Regions from separate parts of the Homo sapiens genome. Here region 1 is linked to region 2. The links are chromatin contacts, found by Hi-C or POLR2A ChIA-PET in ENCODE. All regions are on one chromosome and are shown on one strand. The core of a region is the stretch at or near the end of the contact, and the rest is flanking DNA. Distances in the headings are between cores, read along the strand shown.

The links. Hi-C counts contacts between places; a loop is a spot of excess contacts on that map. ChIA-PET counts read pairs that join two places held with the same protein, here RNA polymerase II (POLR2A). Pooled maps may share reads with other maps.
Region 1: a loop to region 2 is called in a map of right cardiac atrium, with 4 times the contacts of the local background. The contact joins two enhancer-like sites. A Hi-C loop is called at or near these places in 10 of 168 maps with a recorded cell type or tissue (adrenal gland, heart left ventricle, heart right ventricle and 3 more) and 4 of 50 pooled maps. POLR2A ChIA-PET finds 5 or more read pairs at or near these places in 3 of 52 experiments (GM12878, HepG2 and K562).

The regions. Positions count from the first base shown.
Region 1 is chr17:72,517,869-72,521,540 of GRCh38, forward strand. The region is part of intron 1 of LINC00673 (long intergenic non-protein coding RNA 673); the gene reads right to left. Among named protein-coding and RNA genes, the nearest start is that of LINC00673, 73 kb to the right of the region's middle. Within about 2 kb of position 1,428, at least 10 of the 41 ENCODE cell types and tissues checked have a DNase peak (open chromatin) inside an H3K27ac peak, as active enhancers do.
Region 2 is chr17:72,102,910-72,106,544 of GRCh38, forward strand. The region is part of intron 2 of SOX9-AS1 (SOX9 antisense RNA 1); the gene reads right to left. Among named protein-coding and RNA genes, the nearest start is that of SOX9-AS1, 11 kb to the right of the region's middle. RefSeq lists enhancers at 1,190-2,448, 3,381-3,635 and a cis regulatory region at 1,918-1,920. Within about 2 kb of position 2,047, at least 4 of the 41 ENCODE cell types and tissues checked have a DNase peak (open chromatin) inside an H3K27ac peak, as active enhancers do.

The sequences.
Region 1 (3,672 bases), core at 178-2,677, 410 kb after region 2:
GATGAACTGTTTCCATGAGTTGTCAGATTTCTGACCCAGAGATGGCAGGACAGAAGCATCTGACTGGATCAGGGAGGTGGCAGAGGCCCAGGGAAGAGGGAGGGCCTGGCGGTTTCAGTGAAAGTCAAAATGACCTCCCCAAATATGCAGCAGAAATTCTCCAGGTACCAGGCCACTGCTGGAGAGATCAGAGGCTCAAGGCTGCCAAGAACAAGGAACTACTGCCAGAAATAAGTTAAGACCTCCCCACAGGTCTCCAGCGGTCACCCACCGTTCCTTAGATCAGTCTCCACCCTCTAAGTAGAAGACAAAAGTGGATCTCCAGAACCTTGAAGCTATTATGCTCTGTGAAAGAAGCCAGACACGAAAGGCCACATATTGTGAGGTTCTGTTTATGTAGAATATTCAGAATAGGCAAATCCATAGAGCCAGAAAGTAGACTAATGTTTGGCAGGGGCTGGAGGGAAGGGAGAATGGAGAAATGACCGCCTAATGAGCGCAGGCTTTCCTTTTGGGGTGGTGTATGCATACGTCCAGACTCTTCAAAATGTGTGTATTAAACAATGTACAATTTATGCATACCAATTTTCATTCAATAAAGATTTTTAAAGGACTTGGAAAAAAGTTCTGAATACAAATAGTGGTGATGGTTGCACAACACTGTAAATGCTTTCATGTCACTGAACCGTATACTTTAAGTTGGTTAAAACGGTAAATGATGTTATATTGTTATATGTATTTTACCACAGTTTTTTTAAGGTGGAATCTCCAAAGAATCCTAGAACTCATTCAGTCCAAGCCTAAAACCGAAACACGGAGTCGGGGCTTAGCCTCTAAGGGCTGTGAGGGTTAGAACTGGATGTTCCCCTAAGACCCTCAAATTCATAAACTCATTGTTTAGAGAGAGGGTGGTGCCGGCAAGCAGGGAAGGAAGAAGGCCTGCGAGACGGTGAGGCCGGACAGAGCACTGGCTCCTTCTGAGGCGACCAGGGGGAGCGAGGTGCAGCCAGGGAGGCAGGGCCCCCGCCCATGCATCCTCCCCCAGACCCCTCGCCTCTTCCCACCTGGCAGACCTCATGCTTCCTTCCTTGGGGCTGGGAGCCCAGTGCCCTTGGTCTGCATCACAGAGTCAACAACAATTTATCTGAACTGAGCAAACAAGGCAGCCATAAGAGGCGGAACTCTGACAATATTTAATGACTCCGGGGGTGGGGAAGCTTTGCAGGAGAAGGAGGGCAGGCGAGGAAAGGAACCAGAGAGGAGGCAGAAAACTCCAGGGGAAATTCCGTCGGGGGGAAGATAAAAGGGGGCTGTAAAGCAATTTTGACAGGTTAACAGACAGGTAATATTCCAACGGTGTTTACTTAACCAGGCTAGCACTCCATGCAGCGCCGATTAAGCTGCAGCACGAGAGCCTCAGCAGCTAAGGGTTTCACAGAAACAAAGATCTAGTCAGAGAAAACCAAATAACAGCCAGTCAGATGCTGGCAGCCCGGCCTGCAGCTCCCCCAGCTCGGAAGCCACACGGAGATGCTTCCTGGAGACCGATCTGGAAAGATAACTTGCAGCGGGTACCTTGCTGGGCCTCCACCTGGGATCACAGGGCCTAGCATCTGACAGCTCCTCGGAAAGGGTGGGGCATGGGCACCAAGCGCAAAGTGTCCCCTCTTCCCTCCCACGTTGAGGCAGACCAGTTCTCCAATCCTCAGTCCTAGGAAGACAGCCTTGCTGGTCCCACCCGCTGGCCCGGGGACTGCTGGCTCAGGATCTTTAGCCAGCAATGAAATTCATGCCAGCTCCCAAACCCCTATCCACCCACCCAGATGCAAACCCAACGTGTTCTGCCATCTCTTAGCTCTCATACACTGGGCAAGTTCCTTAGTCTCTCGGGGCCTCAACTTCCTCATCTGTAAAATGGGGCAGTAAATTTCACAAGCTTCTTTAATTCATACATCACTATTAATTATCTGTTAATGTCATTGATATAAGTATAAATAATGCAGATAGTCCCCAACATACAATTTTCCTACTTTATGATGGCGTGAGAGCAAAACAAATTCAGCCGAAACCACACTTCAAGTACCCATACAACAATTCTGTTTTTCACTTTGAAGATACTAAAAAAAATTCAATAAATCATATAACATATTCAAGATTTTATTATAGGCCGGGAGGTGGTTCATACCTGTAATCCCAGCACTTTGGGAGGCCGAGGCAGGCAGATCGCCTGAGGTCAGGAGTTCGAGACAAGCCTGACCAAAATGGTGAAACCCTGTCTCTGCTAAAAATAAAAAAATAAAAAAATAAAAAAAATTAGCTGGGCATAGTGGCGCATGCCTGTAGTCCCAGCTACTCAGGAAGCTGAGGCAGGAGACTCACTTGAACCCAGAAGACGGAGGTTGCAGTGAGCTGAGATCGTGCCATTGCACTCCAACCTGGATGACAAGAGAGAAACCCCGCCTCAAAAAAAAAAATAAAAGATTTTATTATAAAACAGGCTTTGTGTTACATGATTTGCCCAACTGTAGGCTAAAGTAAGTGTTCTACTAATGTTTAAGGTACATTAGGCTAAGCTATAGTGTTTGGTAAGAGCAGTGTCTTAACTGCATTTTTGACTTACAATATTTTCATCTTATGATGGGTATCAAGACGTGATCCCATTGTTAGTAGAGAAGCATCTGTATTTAATAAATAATTATAAGGAATAAATGAGGGTTTAGCACAGTGTCTGGATGTTAGTATCTACTCAATAAACTTTAGCTTCCTTATGCAACTATCTTTAACACCCACGTGGCCAGATTCAGAATGTGATCTTCTGAATATAGCAGAACAACCTATTGACAGGAAGATGCTTGATTTTTAAAATACGTGAAGGCTATTATATCTCCACCCATGCTCTCATAGAATGAGGAGGAAACGCTGTTGGGACCAGAAGAAGTGTCACGCTGGCTTAGGTCCCAGGAGAAGCACCCGAGACACCCCCAGCTCTCTGAGACCTTGGAGGCCTCACTAAGCAACTTGATATGGTTCCATGTTCCTGTATTTCTCAGAGGACATAAAAGTGTTCAAAGCCCCGGAACCAGCAAGCAAGAGGTGCCAAGATATTGACTTCATTTCCTATAGGGTTCCCTGGCCTCTGTTACAGGACACTATTTTGAGGTTGGATTATATATTTTTAGGTTATTTGGAAAATCATTGTGGCTTTAAATAATAAAATTCTGAGTGACATCTGTCAGCCCTGATTACTGTGAGTCGGCTAAGCTGCATTTTCTTTCGTTTTCATTTTTAAAAGTGCAATGAAGTAAGTGTTACCCAGAAAGGTCTGTGAGAGTCTGCAGGGTTGTGTATTAAACACTCTCTTGAAACTGGTCCCAAAGGCTTGTACCAGGGACCTAGCAACAGGCCTGGGGTGGTACACCCAAGAGCTGAGCTGGCAAACACTGCCAAAAGCAAGAAGTGGGACTGAGGCCCCTGCAAGGAATCACAGGGGCATCTGGTCAACCTCCTTCATTTCACCAGTGGGGTAGCAGAGGCCCAAGGGGGTTGGAGAATTGCCTTGGATGTACAGACAGCCATGGTGAAAGACGACAAGAGGCAGGTCTCCCCACAGCTTCATTCAGGACTCTCTGAGCTACACTATGAGGCCCATCAGGTCTTCTTATTCTATGAGTA
Region 2 (3,635 bases), core at 797-3,296:
GCTGTCATTAGGTACTTCTACGTCATATCAGATAAACAGAATTCAGACACAAGCACTAAGGTAAAGCTTTATTGGATGGATCATCTTTTTTTTTAAGTGATGGAAATATATCAACTCTAAACTCTGTCCATATGCTCTACTGTAAACATGGCTATTGGCATGGTGAAAATATTTCCAGACTGGTTCATCCCTCTTCTGTTCACTTCAAAGATATTTTCCACAGTGGTTGCCATACAAATTCTAAACCCTAAAGATTCTGGGGCTGGTGCCCCATAGATGATTAGCTCTTCTCTAGGGTGAGGTATGGTTTCCTTAAAAGCAAATGGACTACCATCTTTCAGCCCAAAAAGCTCTTGACTGCCTCCAACCCCTCCTTCATCCTAAGCTCCTCCAAACTCACTCTAAACAAACTCTCCCACAAGGAAGCCTGTCGAAGGTCTTTACAGTAAGTATCCTGGCCTTGGAAAAGGACAAAGAAAGGGCGAGCAGACACTGAATCTTGATGAGGAACTTTCTTCGAGCAAGAGGTAGAACTGAAGCACAGAGAACGTGGCATAGCTTTTCTAAAGTCGCAGACCAAGTTGGTCAAAAGAAAGAGAGAGCCCAGGAGTTCGGAATCCAGAGTGCTACTGTGCATTAGATCAGTAATAATTTCCATTAGCATTAAGTCCAGAGACCTTGGAACCAAAACAAATCCAACTGTAGAACAAGTGTTTTGGGGAAAAAAAAATTGAAAGCTCCCTAACAACATCATCTTTCTCACGGGGATGAAGTTTCAGATACACCAAGACAGGACACTTTATGAGTCGGATAAATTGTGTATCCAGAATAAGAACGAAGAGGTATATCCTGCATCTTCACCATTAATAGTTAAAGAATACAAGCTGGAATTTGGGGAGTATTGAGGCTAGAGTTTGGGAAAAAGATTCCCAGTCCAGGAAAGGGACAAACAGCTACAGAAGGAACAGAATACTGACTGATCCAACAGTGAAACTCTCCCCAAAGGAGAGTTACAGGCAATTCCAGAGCTATACGTACACAAATATGATTCTTGCTGAAATCTAAAGAGAAGAAAGGGTGAAAGGCGAAGAGGGATGAGATAAGGTAGTAGGATCCACCAGGAGCCCACATACATTCTTGACAATTATAATTAAGGACTTCCTATTGGGACGGACAATCCTGGCAAGACATCTGGTCACATTAATCCTCCTTTGGGCTGTGGAAGTTCACCACCAGAGGTAGATGTGTCATTGCAGAGAAACAATCAAGGATGAGGAGAGAAAGGGATGTTTTCGGTGGGCTGGCAGCACAACTTTGTGGACTGCCCTGTTTTTTAACAAACCCACAGAACTCTGTGGAGCCAAGTGTTCTTCACGCTAGGCCAGACTTTCCTACCCCACCTTGGGGGTCTGCCAGTTTTTGCTGGCTCCCTCTCCAATGTCAAGCCTTCTTGTGAAATGACTGGTGCTTCCTGCTTCCCATCACAACCCCGACCCAGACACGCCACCTCTCCCTGGGTATCCGCCCTATGGCTTAATGAAAGGGAGCCAAGGGGCTCTTGAGGACAGAGAAGCCCCTGTTCAGAAGAGGAGAAAAAGAACAGGGTCACTTCCTTCCCTGTTTTCTAGGTTTCTTCCGCCTTTTTCTCTTCCCGCCGTCCCCTCCCATGGCCGCTGCTCCTTGGCCTTGATTCAGCACTGCATTCCTGCTTCTTTGTGTCCCAGCCTCCCAGCTTGCAAGGCCGTGGGGATGTTCAGAGAGTTAACAGCTCCAAGAAATTCTCATCTCCATAGACCTGTCTACCCACCTCCCACCTGGGCTGCAGAGAAACAGCCAACATTCCTTCAGGCCCACAGAGAAAGGGTGTGACTCGAATTACTCAATGAAGCCTCCAAGCCAGCCTCTTATGCCCCCAAAACAATAGAGTTGTATTTTTCTTGGACTTCATTCATTTTATTTGGTTTCTCCTTTGACTAGCAGAAAGAACTCCTTTCCCTCCCTCTCCCTACCACCACTTTTCTTAATCCACCAGCTTCACTCTTCCAGTAGAACCCAACCCCCCAACCCCAGTAGGGTGAAGCCTTGGATCATGAACTTGAGTGACGTCAGCGAGCTTGAGAAACGCCATCCGCCATCCGCTTCTCCTGGGCTTTCTCACATGTGGGAATCATCTCTTGGGAGTCTGCATCCCATCTCTGATCTGTTTGTTTTGGATGCTAATCCCAGGACGCTGGGTGAGGTGTTAGGCAGACTGACCTTTCCTGTTTTCTGAGTCAGTGATCTTAGATCACTAAGTCAGGTGCTAAGTGTTGAAAATTAAAATCAATGTGTGGGGCCTGCAAGAGGGAGACAAGAAGGTGAGAACAAAGGGTGAAAGGGGAAGGTGACATCTAGTTTTGTTTGAAACAAACAAAAACCTATCTATCTGCCATAAATCCATCCTCATCAAAAAGAGATTCTGGTAGCTGGTGTCTCGTGTGCCTGTAGTCCCAGCTACTTGGGTAGCTAAGGCAGGAGGATCGCTTGACCCAGGAATATTAGGCCAGCCTGGGCAACATAGTGAGACTCTGTCTCTTAAAAAAATGGCGGGGGTTGGAGGGATTGTACGTATTTGGTATGAGGCACACATTACGAAGAATATGATGTGGACATGAGTCCTCCTGACAAATTGCCTCTGAAAAGCTACAGCCCATCTTAACTCCCAAGGCAGCTTCCACTCAACCCCAAACAGCCAAATCTTCTGGTATTCAGGGAATTTTTGTTTGATTGTCTACTGAGCTCCCGACGTATGTCAGGCTGTCAGGCTGCAATGATATTTAAGGAGAATCTTTTTTTTTTTTTTTTTTTTTTTGAGGCGGAGTCTCACCCTGTGGCCCAGGCTGGAGTGCAGTGGCATGATCTTGGCTCACTGCAACCTCTGCGTCCCGGGTTCAAGTGATTCTCCTGCCTCAGCCTCTCGAGTAGTTGGGACTACAGGCGCGTGCCACCACGCCCAGCTAATTTTTGTAATTTTAGTAGAGACGGGGTTTCACCATGTTGGCCAGGATGGTCTCGATCTCTTGACCTCACGACCTGCCTGCCTTGGCTTCTCGAAGTGCTGGGATTACAGGCATGAGCCACCGTGCCCAGACAGAGTATCTTACCTCTGCACCAAGCTAGGGTATTTAAGGCACCACCAATTCCACCCCCAGCTTCTTTATCAAACAAACAGATCTGATGGAATAACAATGCTAATAATGCCAGGTGTTTGGCTTGGATTGGCTTTTTAAATCCAGCTTTTATCTCAGAGGTCAAAATCCTGAGCAGGCCCAAGACAATGCAGCCTAAACATCTTTAGAAACTCAAGACAACTTCTCATTTTAAATATGAGGAAGCTGACTTGTTGAGAAGTGAACTGTTTTACAGGTCACATTAACATAGTTATAGAAACACAGAGGTCACATTTTTGGTCTAAGGCACTCCTGATTTGGAATTACTCCCTGAAAGATCTATGGAGGTTGTACTGTATTGACAAAAATTGGCTTTTAGGTTTAACCAGATGCCCTACCCATCTGCCCAGTCTTTGTTGCAGGACAGTCTTCAACCCTCCAATCTCCCATTCCAGCATAGAGCAGGGACTTCCTTCTACTTCAGCA